Linked DNA regions of Mus musculus: region 2 is linked to region 1. The links are chromatin loops, found by intact Hi-C in ENCODE. Cell type or tissue: left cerebral cortex. All regions are shown on one strand. Links, peaks and the distances in the headings refer to the core of each region. The heading gives the core; the rest is flanking DNA.

What was found. Hi-C counts contacts between places; a loop is a spot of excess contacts. Peaks named below come from ENCODE experiments on the same cell type or tissue, not always from the same donor. Only the 100,000 strongest peaks of a DNase experiment are listed, where the experiment ranks them.
Region 2: a loop joins it to region 1, with 2.3 times the contacts of the local background. A loop is called at or near these places in 2 of 42 quality-filtered maps.

Annotation. Positions count from the first base shown.
Region 1 is chr12:51,587,963-51,595,746 of GRCm38, forward strand. It overlaps Coch (cochlin), which reads left to right and starts at 5,379. Exons shown (of 12, transcript NM_001198835.1): 1 at 5,379-5,443; 2 at 5,643-5,695; 3 at 5,776-5,829; 4 at 7,373-7,529. The coding sequence starts at 5,662. In left cerebral cortex, for the core only: no CTCF peak of the experiment used is centred there; DNase peaks (open chromatin) are centred at 4,149, 5,083, 5,519 and 5,818; H3K4me3 peaks cover 1,918 bases; H3K27ac peaks cover 573 bases.
Region 2 is chr12:51,398,261-51,406,044 of GRCm38, forward strand. Scfd1 (Sec1 family domain containing 1) reads left to right here. Exons shown (of 25, transcript NM_029825.3): 10 at 1,739-1,838. It overlaps Gm40422 (a long non-coding RNA gene), which reads right to left. Exons shown (of 6, transcript XR_872746.2): 2 at 7,213-7,346; 3 at 495-531. Among named protein-coding and RNA genes, the nearest start is that of Gm40422, 9.1 kb to the right of the region's middle. In left cerebral cortex, for the core only: CTCF peaks have their summits at 3,975 (motif pointing right) and 6,131 (motif pointing right); a DNase peak (open chromatin) is centred at 3,985.

The sequences.
Region 1 (7,784 bases), core at 1,722-6,721:
ACTGGTATGTGTGTATGTACGTGTATGTGTGTGTGTTGTATATATGCATGCACACATACCACAGCACACACGTGCAAGTCAGAGGACAATTCACTGGAGTGACCAAACTCAGGCCATCGGGGTTACACAACGAGCACTTTTATCCACCCAGCACTTAGATTGGGCATCCTGTAACTCCAGCTCTAAAGAAAGCAATATCCACGTCTGGTCCTCAGTGGTACATGAACATATCAATACATAGACATAAATACATGCATATTCAGTAATAATCAGCTGGTGTGGCATGATGGTACAAGCTTTTAATCCCAGCACTTGGGAAGCAGAGGCAGGTGGGTCTTTGAGTTCAAAGCCAGCTTTGAATATATACTAAGTTCCAGAATAGCCAGAGCTACATAGAGAGACCCTGTCTCAAAAAATAAAAATTAAAAAACAAAATAAAACAAAACCGGAGTGCTGAATTGAGTGAGTCGGTGCCCAGAGGAAAGCCCAGGAAGTACATTCCAGACAGCAAGGTCTTCCTGAGCTAGCTGCTCAGTAGCACAGGACGTAGCTCCAAGAATGTCCAAACACGAGTACGTGAAATTCAAATGTTTCTGCAGAGCAAATCCAATTAGCCACAGTGTGAACAGATAGCCTACAGAATGGGAGAAACACGTCTATCAGTCACACTTCAGACAGAAATTACTATCTAGATTATATCCAGAACTTGGAGAATTTAACAGCAACCAAGAAAACTGCCAATCAGCACATGGTCAAATGCAGTGAACAAAAAATTCTTAAAACAAAAACACACAAATGGGCCAATAAGTATTTGGTATTCTTGGCTATGAGGAAATGCAAATCATGGCTGCTCTGAAAAACCGTATAATTCTGGCTGGTTTATTATCAAGAAAACTGGCAAGACAAATGCTGGTGGGGAAAGATGAGCCTTCACCACCGGCATAAACCGGGACAACTGTGATGGAAATCAGCATGCGGGGCCTCCAAAAATTAAAAATATAATGACCGTATGACCCAGCTAGGATTCCCACGCATAGCTCCACACCCCACCACAGAGGTCCCTGCACACCCAGGTGTTACTGCTGCACTCTTCACAACAACAAGGAGCTGGAGCTAGCTCGTATGCCCAGCAACAGAGGAGCAGTGGGATTCTATTCAGCTGTAAAGAAAAGTGAGGGCTGGTGAGATGGCTCAGCGGGTAAGAACACTGACTGCTCTTCCAAAGGTCCTGAGTTCAAATCCCAGCAACCACATGGTGGCTCAAAACCATCCGTAAAGAGATCTGATGCCCTCTTCTGGAGTGTCTGAAGACAGCTACAGTGTACTTACATATAATAAATAAATAAATAGATAAATAAATAAATAAATCTTAAAAAAAAAAAGAAAAGAAAAGTGAAATGACAAACTGTTGCTGGGTATCTAAGCACTGTTTCCCACCTATCTCACAGGCCAGCGGTCGCAACTTCATTTCTGTTGTGATAAGACACCCTGACCAAAAGCATCATGGGAGAAAGGGTTCTTTGGTTTGCAGTTCCAGGCTACAGTCCATCATTGTGGGGAGTCAAACAGGAACTGCAGGCAGCCAGTCACATCGAATCAGAGAGCAGAAAGAGAACTGACAGATGGCTTGATGGTTACGCGCACCTATTGCTCTTGCACAGGACCCCAGCCCCAGAAGATCAGATGTCTCTGTGGGCTGTGCTCACCGAGACTCCTCAGAACCACAATTAAAAATAAAATAAATCTTTAAATCTATTTCTAAAAGGAGCAAAGAGAAAATAAAATGCATGCCTATGCTGTGAGCACAACTTGCTTTCTCTACTTTCTCAAAGTCCAAAGCCCTTGAGGCAATTAGGACAGCCTCTATTGCCACACTCACAGGCCTACCTAATCTTCATAATTCCTTATTGATATTTTTTCCCACAGAATTTTAGGTTGTTTCAGGTTGACAAAGATAGCCAACACATCATGTTAGGATTTTTTTTTAAGTAACTTTACTTTTAATTTTTTCTCCATATATCACATCCTTACAGCAGTTTCCCCTCCCTCCTTTCCTCTCAGAACCTCCCCTCCCCATCTCCTCACTCCCCATCCACTCCTCCTCTGTTTACCTTCAGAAAAGGATACCCTTCCCAGGGGGATCAACCAAACATGGCATACCAAGTTGCAATAAAGCTAGGCTGGATGGGGCAACACAGTAGGAAGACAAGGGTCCCCAAAATAATTATTTACAGACCTTGAAAGAACAGTACTCAACTTAATATGGAAAAAATAGGATAGCTAAAACATACTGTACAATAAAAGAACCATCTCTGATTTCAAGCTTCACTAGAGAGCTATAATGACAAAAACTACATGGTATTGGCATAAAACAGCCAGGTTGATCAAATCAAAGACCCAGACATAAATCTACACACCTATGGATACCTGTTTTTTGATAAAGAAGCCAAAATTATATAATGGAAAAAAAGAAAGCATCTTCAACAAATGGTGCTGGTCTAACTGGATGTCTGCACGTAGAAGAAATGCAAATAGATCCATATCTATCACCCTGTACACAACTCAAGTCCAAGTGGATCAAAGACCTCAACATAAAACCAAACGCACTGAAGCTGATAGAAGAGAAGGTAAGGAGCAGCCTTGCTCTCATTGACACAGGAGATAACTTCCTGAGCAGAGCATCAATAGTGCAGGCACAACGATCAACAATAAATGTCTTCATCAGGGATTTACTCATTTTGTTCATTATAGAGTGTGGGCGCGGGTGTGAGTGTATAAGCTACAGCTCCCACCTCTGGAGATCAGAGGACAACTCTGCAGCCAGTTCTCTCCCTCCATCTTTATGTGGGTCACCTAGGGTTAAATTCTGGTGGCCAGGCTTGCAGAACCAGCACCTTTCTGTGCTGAGCCATTTCACTACCACTGGACATTGTTTTTAAACAACTATAATTTGTGTTTCATCATGGAAACATAGTTGACACATAGAAATAGAATCTCAATGAAAAAGTGAAAAGCCAGTGAAAGATTAAGAATTATTAATTTCTCTGCTGACATTGAATTAAGTATTGTGTATCTTGGGCTATGCATTAGAATCATCCAGAGAGGTTTTTAAATGCTCTGTCCCCATCCCAGAGCAAAAGGATCAGAATCTCTTGAGGGATGGAAAACTCCCGCTACCATACAAATCAGTGCTCCCCAAGTGGTCCCCACAACAACCTAGTTAGGAGCCAGCTGCTCTCTGGTTTTTGGTTTTGTTTGTTTGTTGATATTAAATGGTCTTTGTTAGAGCAAGATAACTAGCAATCCTGGACAATGCTCTGAAATATCACCGAACTGAATATAAATTTGTCTTTTCAGTCAAGAGCCAGATCTGCCTCTCCCTCTGGCTCTGAAGACCGGTCTCTAAAAGCACATATTTTTCCCTCCATATATTTATGGTGAACATGAAAAACAAACTAACTGAGGAAAAGAAATATCACCCGGACTCCTCCACCCTCCTTGGTTGGTCTTTCCAAAAGAATAAAAATAAATAAAGACTTAACTTCTCTTAAATGTTTCAAAACAAAATAATTAAAATGCCTGGGTAAACAGCCATGAAACTTAATGAGCTATTTCCTCCATTTCTTAAGTCACAGACTCAGGGTCTATCATGGAAATAGCTGCAGGAATTTGATTCTGCCAGATCATGGTGGACTGGCATCAGGGACTGTGCCCTGCAGGGACTCTTTCTCTGCCTTGCACCCCATTTGACCATGCTGCCTGAGTTGCTGCCTAGCAACTAATTATACAAGATCACGACAATTTCCCGGGCCTGACTGGAGGAACCTGTCCAACCCTGGCGTAGGACACACAAAGAACAATCATGAAAAGGACAGCTTTAATTGTCTTCATCTTCAATTTTTCTTCCAAGAAAACTATCAAGGATGGTTAGGTAGACTCCTGAGAAAATCACAATTCTCTCATGAAAGAGATCAAATCTTTCAAGCAGCCATGAAAAAGAAAAAGAAACACCGAGTACTTCCCAAATCACCGACCAAGCAATTTTGTCCCTTCTCAGAAGACAGCCAAGTGATAAAAGAAATGCCTGGTAAAACCACGGAGGCATTCTGTCAGCCCAGGCAAGGGCTGTTCAGCTGACGCACACTTCAGCATAGTCACACCTCCACATCATGCACTAGTGTAGGACTCCACGTACATAAATGTCCAAGTCTATAGGGAGAGGAAGTGGACTGCTGAGGTCATGTGGTGGAGAGGAAAGGGCGTGCCGGCTCTTCACCAGGAGGCATCATTTTGGATGTGATTGAATATTCTGAAATTGATCTACGGTGAGGATCATAAACTTTCTAGAAGTCACTGAATCCTGTCTTTTAAATGGATGGATTCTATGACATAAATTATAGCTGAATAAAGCTACATTTAAAACAGGTATTGTAACCAGGTGTGATTGGTCCATCCGTGGCACTGCGGAAGGCTGAGGCAGGATACAATGAATTCAAAGTCATCTTAGACTACCTTAAAACCATGGCTCAAAAAACCAAAATCAAAACAACAACAACAACAACAACAAAAACCTAAAGCAGGGGCTGTCCAGGTCTGAAATTCCTCTGCTACCTTGCAGGTCTGTCATGAACACGCCCTATGTGTTTTGTTCTTTCTCTATGCCCATCATGAAAAGTTGCTATAATTGAAATGCGGAGCACATACTACCACATCTAAAGTTCCATAGAATCACCAGATTTGAGACTAGAAACACAAACAAGGAATCTTTCCTAATCTGGAGAAAGAGGAAGAAAAAAAGAAATGTAACTATTGTCTGGAGGTTAGGAGCACTCTACAATGTACCTACTCTTTACAACAAATGACCCATCAGGGAAAACCGTTTTCCACCTGAAAATAAGTCCAGAGGCCGAGCCCCTAAGACAAGTTTTCCATAACATTTATCAAATGCTGCTTGGTTTTACTTTTAAAGTAGGCACTGTTCCCCACGGGGCGCGAAGCTGGGAAGTTTTGTTCTCAGAACCGGGTGGCTTGGCTGCTCTGCACCCTGCTGAGCCCCTCAATTCCCTCAAGGCGGCTCCTAAGACCGTCTCTGTCCAGTACCCTGCACGCCCTAAGTGTCCCTAGGCGTTTCCCCAAACGCGCTCCGACGCCTTTTCCCATCAAGTCCCCGGACACCACAGGCGACCTTCACGCCTCCCCAGAGAACCCCACACCGCAGGAAGAGGCGCCAGTCCGCTGGCCTCCCCCGGGGACCGTCGGGGGGGGGGGGCGAGGGAGGAGCTGGCCGGCCACCGCCCTACGGGGGCGGGAGGGGGAGGGCTGGGGACCGCTCCTAGCCCCTGCTGGCGCCCCCCGCACAGTGCTCATGCGCGCCGCCCGTCTTTATAGCGGCCACGGAGCCGCGCTTGCCGCACTCGGGTGTAGCCGGGCGGATCCCACGCAGGTGCGGGACCCGGGGAGGTGCATAGGGTCTGTGCCTCTGCCTGTGTGTCCTGGCGTACCCCACGCTGGTCCGAGGTGGCACAGCGCGTCTGGAGCTGCTCGAACTGCAGCGGTCGGGTTCTCCCGCCTTCGCCGGCTTCCGAGGAGCGCAGGGCCGTGCGGTCCCCGGCGAACCTCGTTCACGCCTCACTCTCCCGCAGGTCCACGGAGATCCTCGCCATGCCCTCGTCCAGGATCCCTGCTCTCTGCCTCGGTGGGTACACTCCCATCCCCTACCCCTCGCCCTCTCGCGCGGGCGGAGGCTGTAGCCACCTCGCTGTCCTCTCTCCGCAGGTGCGTGGCTGCTGCTGCTGCTGCTGCCCCGGTTCGCGCGCGCCGAGGGAGCGGGTGAGTTAGGTGCGGGAGGAGGGAGATGGGGAGGACAGGGTCAGTTCCCGCAGGCTAGGGACCTGCGTAGGGATGCGGGGCTGCAGAGGCGGAGACCCGCCCTCACCCATCTCCAGCGCAGCCCTCGGGCTTGCCTGTTTTTCCACGCCAGGGTCCCCGGGGTCCGTTTGTGCCTCCTTCCCGGGAGCACGCCACCTAGCCCCGGGACCATTCGTCCCGAGTTACTCCGTTGTTTTCCGGGCTGGGGACAACTGTTTGGTCCCAGCCCACAGAGGAGGGCTGCTCACATCCTGGTCCCACCTAATCCGATCACCTCGCTGTGCTGTGCGTTTGTGCTTGTAACCCCTTTGGAAAACAGCGTCGGCGGTTCCTATATCTATCTCCCTGGGAGCCTCAAAAGAGTTTGTTCCACGTGTAGAAGTCCGAGTGTGGTTCGGTGTCTTTTCTGCGATGTAAGAGAGTTTCGCTTCTAAAATCTTACGCTTGCTTTTCTTCAAAGTAGAAATGGTAAGTACCTTTTGCCCAACAAAGCAAGTGTTAGCAGCTCCGGACAATCTCGGTCCTGGATTCCAGAGTCGTTGTCGCCCCACTCCCACCTACCCCCACCCCCGTCGCTGAAAAGGGAAAAGATTTGGGTTATTTCATAGAGTTGCAAGGCTCCTATTTGAAGTTAGGATTTTAACCGAGCCTGAAGAATTGATATTGCACCTTGCGTCTTCCCTTTTCTTCCGTGGTCCAGGCAAGGATCCTTGGCAGAGGCAAATTACTCAACTTTTAAAACCATCCTTTCTTGCCTCGTGGGAGAGACTTTTTTTTTTTTTAAATTGGTCCGACTGACTGTAAGATTTAAGCATATTAGCAGTGCTTTCTTTTAAAAAAAAAAAGGGGGGGGGTGCTGCCTTCCATATTCCTTTGGACAGATCTGGAGGAGATACAATCAGATTCAAGTAGAGGACTAATTTCCTTGTGTCCTAGCCTTTGGGATTTGCGGCGTGCTCCGTAGGCTAATTAACTCTATGACTTTCATTTCCTCAATTGTAAAATATATGATCCAGGCACCTGTTAACTGGTTGGTTTATGTGAATGTGGGACTGTAAAGCCCTGACTGTATCAGGTAATGGGCCAGACAGCCCCCTGGGAAGGGTAGCTGAAGACGTTTGCATTTGTCTATGAAGACACTCCACAAAGGCTCAATACAGATGTACCGTCATCATAAATAACTGGAAAGAGTTCATCACAATTAAGATCTTTTTTTATTTCTAGGTCAAAGACTAATGCTATTTTCTCATTCTGATGCACTTTTTCAATTACATTTTCCAAATTGATGAAGAACTGGAAACAATGTCACATTAGATATCTGTAGTAACTTGGCCCTAGATTAAATTGGAAACCCCTTTGGGCTTGCTAATATCTAAAACGGTGTCAACATTTAAGTCGGTGTTTTGGCAGAAGTATAGAAATTGGGGGAATAAATAGAATCCCTGCAATACTTCCCCCGTAAAGCAGCCCAGGAGCTCTTACAGGACACACCCTTTCTCTTCAGTTCCCATTCCTGTCACCTGCTTTACCAGAGGCCTGGATATCCGAAAAGAGAAAGCAGATGTTCTCTGCCCAGGAGGCTGCTCTCTTGAGGAATTCTCTGTGTTTGGGAACATAGTGTATGCGTCAGTGTCCAGCATCTGCGGCGCTGCTGTCCATAGGTAAGCCGGAGCCCACGGGAAGGGCGTGGCGGTGCCAACTGGCACACGTGTGATTGTTTCCTTTCCAACTTAAGCTGTGTGGACCCCTCTCCTACCTGCTTGCTTCTTCTTGGTGCCAATTTTGGCCATAGTTTTGAGATTTTCGTGAGTATTCCTGCATGACCTAATGTGCAAGGGAAACTTTCTGACAATGAGCAGAGTACATTGTTTTTTGTTGTTTTGTTTGTTTGTTTGTGTGCGTGCGTGCTCACGGGC
Region 2 (7,784 bases), core at 1,593-6,592, 190 kb before region 1:
TTTATTTCTTTTTGTTTTGTAGCCCTGGCTGTCCTAGAACTCGCTTTGTAGACCAGGCTGTCCTTGAGATTTGCCCACCTCTGCTTCCCACATGGTGGGATTAAAAGCATGTGCCAGTGCCACCTGGCCTGAATTTTGACTCTTAACAGAAGTAAAAACTATTGACATAAAGAAATAAACTCACCGAAATGTCTAAGAGTTATCAAGAGGAGAGAGTTTTGTAAAGTGACTTCTTACCTACAGTTTTGATTAATTAATAAAGCCCGTGGGGACAGAAATTATGTATAGAAATAACATTTACTTATTCATATACTCTAACTTTGAGGGCTTCTTAACTATGAACTGCTCCTGTCTGTGGAGCTCACGATGGATTTGTGTTTAGCTATTTGGCCATACCAACTCTCACATCATCGTATGCCCTCCTCTGCTTTCATTAATATTATTTCTCATTAAGGGGGAACCTCACTTCTCGCTGATTGGTTTTCAGACCTTACCTGGTAGTCTCCTTTTTACCATGCTGAATCGTGTACCCTAGGAACCAATAAAGGGGCACTGTTTTATTTAGTTGGATAAACTTTAAATTTTTGATCTCATCATAATAATATAACATTTTATCATAATTTATTGAATGTTTTTCAAGTTATTTTAATTAGCAATTTGTTGGATAGGTGTTAAATATGTTTAAATCCAGCCATAGACTAGTGGTTATCAACCATCTTGATTCCGCTGCCCACAGACATGCCATGTTTAATAGTCTTAACCAGGTGTATGCTTCTTGAATCTAGTGGTGTGTATTATAGCATATCTAGAAGCATCTTGTAGTGCTAAACTTACCATGCACAGGACAAACCATAATGAGCAAATTACATAGCCTCAGATGTTAGTAGTGCCACTATTACGTTAAGAAACCCTGCCATAAGCCATCTTCCTCCCTTTCCATGTACTCTGGGATAATAAAACTGCAGTGGAAGTGGTGTTATCACTGACATTTAGCCTTGAGTCAGTGACCTTTGCCTGTGGGGTAAAGAGGAACTAATGTGGTCCTTGCACAGGAGGAGACCTGTATAGCTAACGTGACCAGGTTACAAGCCTTGTGAAAGCAGTGTGCACTGCACAACAGGATGCCTCTAGAGGACACCACTAGCACTTGGAAACACCTGGCAGGCAGACTCTGTGCCTCCATGTTGCTCTTGACCTAATTGTGATGATGGAATCAAATAGTTCATGAAACGACATAGCCCCTGTCCACTAAGTGAGTGCTGTGACAAGTGTCTTCATTTTTTCATATCATAAGGGGATGGAGTTTTTTGATGCCCTCCTTACAAAGCTCCTTTTTGAATTTGTGTTTATATTTGTAGGAAAAATGTAATTTTAGAGTATGGAACTATGAAACATTTGGGTAAATTTATGTGATTCTACTGTTTTCCTCAAATTGGGCAATACCTATTCCTTTTTTGTTTTTTCAAAAAATCTGAACTTTATATCAGAGGAGCAATTTCTTTGACTATAAAAATTATTCTATAAATGTATTTCTATAGATCTCTTCCTTTAAGAAATTCTTTTGAAACTTAAAATCTAGTATTAAGTATTCATTCATGATCATAGCTGACTGTAGTAGAAATGTTGTTATACAGCTTTAATATCAGCTATTCATATCAAAATACACTGGACAGTACTAGGAAGTTTTGAATGTGTACATTGCTGTGACATTTATATAATGTTTTGGCATGCATTGCAGCTTCCAAAGGCCTTTATTAGTCCTTGTTGACAGAAACATTGACCTGGCAACGCCTTTACACCATACGTGGACATACCAAGCGCTGGTACACGATGTGCTGGTAAGAGAGTAAATATAGCACTTCTTATTGAACTGTGATAAATTCAGTAGTTATCTTAAGTTTAAACTAACAGAGTGGCTATAGGCACAAAGTTAAGAGGAATAAAACAGAAAAATATGGATAAAATACTAGCGATATAGGTGCTCGAGAAGTCTGTAGTTGTGAACTTATGATCTTTAAATAAAGGGTAATTAGCGGCATTATTGGCAGTTATGGGAAGGAAGCAATGAAGGAAATAAGCAGCCATATTTTTTTTCATGATAAGTAAGTAAAATTTAAAAATTGAAATCATTTCCCTTAGAGAGCAAAACTAATTTCTTCCTTTTCTCTAGGATTCAGATAAACTTCATTTAATTGTAAAAAAGGAACAGTATTTTACTGTTATCTAATGTTTTCTGAAGTAGTTTTAATTACGTGCTTAAAAATATGTCTGTCTATGTTCATACTCATAAGCTACCTGTTTACTTTGTAATGTGTGGAAATAAAGCACAGCCCAACCTGCAAAGGCAATGAAAAGAAAGCATATGCCACAGTCATTTCTTTAAAAACAACAGTGACGTCACAGTAGTCTCCATTTTATAGACAGAAAAACTGACAAGCAAGAGAATTTCCCAAGCATAGTGGCTCATTTTAGTAATCCCAACACGCTGGAAGCTGTAGCAGGAAGATAACCCTGAGACTCTGGAAGCTGTAGCAGGAAGATAACCCTGAGACTCTGGAAGCTGTAGCAGGAAGATAACCCTGAGACTCTGGAAGCTGTAGCAGGAAGATAACCCTGAGACTCTGGAAGCTGTAGCAGGAAGATAACCCTGAGACTCTGGAAGCTGTAGCAGGAAGATATCCCTGAGACTCTGGAAGCTGTAGCAGGAAGATAACCCTGAGACTCTGGAAGCTGTAGCAGGAAGATAACCCTGAGACTCTGGAAGCTGTAGCAGGAAGATATCCCTGAGACTCTGGAAGCTGTAGCAGGAAGATAACCCTGAGACTCTGGAAGCTGTAGCAGGAAGATATCCCTGAGACTCTGGAAGCTGTAGCAGGAAGATAACCCTGAGGTTCTGGAAGCTGTAGCAGGAAGATAACCCTGAGGTTCTGGAAGCTGTAGCAGGAAGATAACCCTGAGACTCTGGAAGCTGTAGCAGGAAGATAACCCTGAGGTTCTCTTAGCTCAGGTGAGACCCTGCCTGAGAGAGAGTTCAAAGACTCTGAACCCAGAACCCTGACTCTGAAACAAGCATTCTAGTTGATTGACTTCTAGGACTACAATATCATTACAAAGATTATATACAGTGTCATATGAGAAGGAAATAGGCAGATCACAGCAGATAACTATTTAACAGTGCATCTTTTTAAAGCCAAGATGTTTTAAAGCATTTACTTAAGTAAATCACATTCAGGGCTGCTGGAAGAAACTGTTAATTCCACTGCATACATAGAATCCTATGCTAGGACTCTAAGAAGAATGTCAAGGAAATACGAGTGAATATCCTCTCAGTACAGAAGCAAAAGGAACCAAAGAGAGCCCCAGAAATAAGCCTGAAAGCAGAACTGTAGAATGAATGAATGGATAGTTTGAACCTAGGCTTTAGCAACGATAAAAAGACACAAGTACTGCTGTCTCCCTGAAGCTGCTTTCTAGGAAGAAGAGACAGGCAATATACAAAGGAAACAAAGCCTTCAGAAGGTTAAAAAAAAAAAAAAAAAGCACTCTACAGTAAAATGCTGATGACCAGGACTGAGATTTTAAAACCAGAGAGACCTCACTTGTAAAATGCAGCCAACTGGGGACAGAATACTCTAGGTAGAAAGGTTTGGGTGTGTTTAAAGAATGTAAGGGTAGCACACTAGCCACAGTGAGGTAGCATGGGAGTCAGGGAGAAGGAAGCAAGGTTACATAGGACATAGGAAGCAATATAGTACAGTACATGGGCTCATGTCACGTGTCATAACAGATTGAAATGAGTTTAAGGCAGAATGCGAAGAAAAAAAAACTTTCTTTTTTTTTCCTGCCTAGAGAGTTAGGAAAGGAGAGTGATTGCTGGAAGGATAATGTGAGGTCCAGAAAAATGAGAGAAATTACCACATTTTTGTGAACCAATGGTAATGACCAAGAAAACATTTAATGATGTAGGAGATAAGACTGCCCAGCAGGGAGCAACAGTGAGTCATATGAGACCGTAGCTTTAACATTTGGACCATTCTTTGTTGTGCGGGCCTCATGGACATTCTAAGATAATTTGTCAACATCCTTGACCTTGATCAATCCTCAAATGTTCTTTCCACCACACCGAATGTATGCTGGGGAAAAGAGGTAGAACGGGGTAATATTTGCCTCTGATGGAGAACAGTTATTAGTTACTGCCTACTGAAGTGAGTTTCAGCACTGGTATAGGTTTAGGGAGGAGGGGTAAGCCAGTTTGGAGATAGCAAAAAAGAAGACAGTCCCAGGTCCAGAGCTGTGTGAAGGTAAAAGAAAATGATCTCATGTGGAAAGAGGTAGCCCTTTGGAGTTCAATTAGGGAACAATACCCACAGATGTTTAGAGAGATACTCAAACTGGCTTTTCTCAATGACTGAGTTTCAGAGATTTTAACAGCAGGATTTTCAGACCTGGGTTCAAATGGGAGATGAGATCTGGTGGCTGGGGAGAAACATACAGAGTGGGCATGTTGAGCATCTCAGAGGCCTCGAGTCATGCTTTGTCAGTAGCCCTCCAGCTGTGCTGAGGGACCCTGGGGTCTAAGGGTCTGAGTAAAAGCATGCCACTTAGGGACCATCTCTCCTGTCTGTGCTGGTGTGGGAGCTATCCAGAGCACTGAGATATCTTGGGGTCCTCCCTCCTCTTCTCTTCTCTTCTCTTCTCTTCTCTTCTCTTCTCTTCTCTTCTCTTCTCTTCTCTTCTCTTCTCTTCTGCCTGCCTGCCTGCCTGCCTGCCTGCCTGCCTGCCTTTCTTTCTTTCTTTCTTTCTTTCTTTCTTTCTTTCTTTCTTTCTTTCTTTCTTTCTCTCTTTCTTTCTGAGACAGTTTTTCTTGTAGTCCTGACTGTCACCTCTGCTTAAAGGCATGTGCCACCACCACTGGGCTAGGATCCTTTCTAATTGCTACATTAAAAGCATTATTGGGCTCCTTGACTCTCTTAGATGTGGGACATTGAAATATAAAATCCTGTACATATGGGAAGAAAGACATAGAAAATCTTTTATGTATAGGAAGGAAGGCATATATGTACATAATTTCAACAGAAAAGATTAATGCACCGGGCGTGGTGGTGCATGCCTTTAATCCCAGCACTCGGAAGGCAGAGGCAGGCATGTTTCTGAGTTCGAGACCAGCTTGGTCTACAAAGTGAGGTCCAGGACAGCCAGGGCTATACAGAGAAACCCTGTCTCCAAAAAAAAAAAAAAAAAAAAAAAAAAAAGAAAGAAAGAAAGAAAAGAAAAGATTAATGCTGAGTCCTGGTCAGAAAACGACCATAAAACTGACCAAGGCTCACATGGGCCTCTTGCAATGAGATCAGAGTGAGGAATGGAAGTTTTCATGCTGCTCAGTAGACTCACTCATCACCCACTCGGTCAAGTTAGAACACACTCTGTGTTGTTATTTAAGTACTGAAAGCTTAGGACAAAGCAAACCTGGTGGCTCCCAAAGTCACTTTAGAGCTAGAGGCAGAGAGGAGTGAGTGAAGGCTAAGGTATTTTTCCTTTGATTCATCTTCATATGACAGTTTTCAGCCTCACAGAGGCTGGTTATAATAAACCCACAAGCTCTGGTGATCTTCTTCTGCTAGTTTTAATGTAGTTTTTAAAATTTTTATTTGTTGTTGAGTTTTTTGAGACAGGTTCTCATATCATAGCCAAGGCTGATCTGGGACTCGCCTCACTGCGGCCCTCCTGCCCTTACTGCAGATTATAACTGTGCCATTATTTATTTTTTAAGCTCAAGGATGGTTTTATTAATTTAAAAGGAAAACCTCTGGGGATTGTGGCTGTAAAGCTTGACGGTGTGCAGAGGAGAGCTGAGGAGAGGAGAGGAGGAGAGCCCCGCCCTGAGAGTTAAGCTGCTGTGCCCCAGCCATGATGGGAGCCCAGGGACCAGCAAAAGCTCCCCTGGGACCTGCTAGTGTCTGAAGGGAGGCAGCAAAGGAAGAAACGGCACAACAGAGAAGGATAAGGGAGACCCAATGGAACCTAACAGAGCTGTAGGGACCCTTACTTACTGATTGTTTTTTTAAGCTACTTACTTTGGAATTTGCAGTTCTTAGAAGTCTTCATAATTAATACCCTTTGTCCCCACAAGATGGAGTAAAACGTCTACTTTAGTAACAAGGTTGATGTTTGAATTTTTTTTTTTTAAATATCATTTATGTTGGCCTGAAACATCTAAACCATTGATAATTATTTCTGTATTAGATCTTGGAAACAACTATGATAATTGAGACAGCTTTTCTGTTTGTCAAAATGGTTAGTTTTTAAATTTAAATGGAAAATATACTCTTCAGACAAAAAAACTTTGCAACATCCTTCTCCGTTTTTGAGAATATAAGAACCAGTAAATGATTAGACAGTGAGGGGCTTTCAGTGTGCCTCAGCCTTGGGCGGGCAGATGTGGCTGTCCACCAGGCGAGAGCGCTTGCCCTTGCTCAGCAGTGCACAGGTTTCAGCTTGGCAGCTTTTCTCTCACTGAGCTCTGTCCTCCAACGCTCAGGAGTCTCCTGTACCTTTCACACACCAGAACTGATGGTAACTCCTGTGCTGTGTCCCTTCACATCCTAATTGCTTCGTGACCATTTTCTATCCATCTTTTGAGACCTGGTCTTCCTTTGTAGCCCTGCTAGAGCACTCACAGCAGTCCTCCTGCCTCAGCCTCCAAAGTGCTGGGATTCCAGGCTTGAGCCGTCATGCTTATCTCATTGTACCCTTTGTGGTGGTTTTCTGGGTTCATTTCCTCTCCCCACTTGTCACTGTTGACCAAAGTTTTGTGGTTCTAAAGCAGTACTTTATAATCAGTGTATTATCATCTGCCAATGTAAATTTGGATTTTTTTTCTTGTAGTCACACTAAAAAGATAAAAAGGAGCAGATGAAATTTATCTTAATAATATTTAATAATCTAATAATGTGAATTTTAGCTCAACACACAATCAATTTATAACATTAATATTTTATATTCCTCCTTCATAAATATGACTATATTAATTCATAGTGTTTTTATAATTAGATCCATAGCATAGATTCTATCCAGTTCACAGATCTTAGGGTTGTAAAGAACTCTCTAAATAAAAGTGAGCAAGCTTTTTAGAAACATTGCTGACAGAGGATTCCTTGGGTTCTGAACTAAAATAAAATAGATCATGCTTAGCAGTCTAATCAACATTCACACCGTAGTTGGATTAAAACCTCTTCATTCCGGTGGTGTCTGCTCCTTGTTCCGTCTGAATGGTCGGGGAGCTCTGTTCATATCCACACAGAGATGCAGGATGATGAGGCCATCTCAGTTCTTACACTCAGATCACTCTGGCAAAGCAAAACAGTGTGGGCTACATTTCATTTAAGACACATTTCAAATAAAAGCAGAATCAAAATATGTGGTTGTGGGTAGTTAGAATGGGTGAGACCTTGGCTTCCCTTCCTAGTACCACAGTCCTCTCATGGTGCCCCATAGCAATCGTCCAGCTTCCCTGATTTCTGCCTAAGATCCTCCCACCTGTAGTAGAAGCAGCCTGTGGTCACTGTGCCCGAGATCTCACATAGCTGCTTGGCTTTTCTCCCTCGCAAGCATGGCGAACTCTTTGTCCTCTCCTCTCCTTGTCAGCCTGCTTGCAGGGACCTGGAAGGCCTACCTATTGCTTCTGCCTAGCGACTGGCCTGTGGCATCTTCACTGCTAGATAAAAAAACAATTAGGGAAAAGGGCCTTAGTATCAGGACCACCCCTACATGCCAACTTGTGGGCT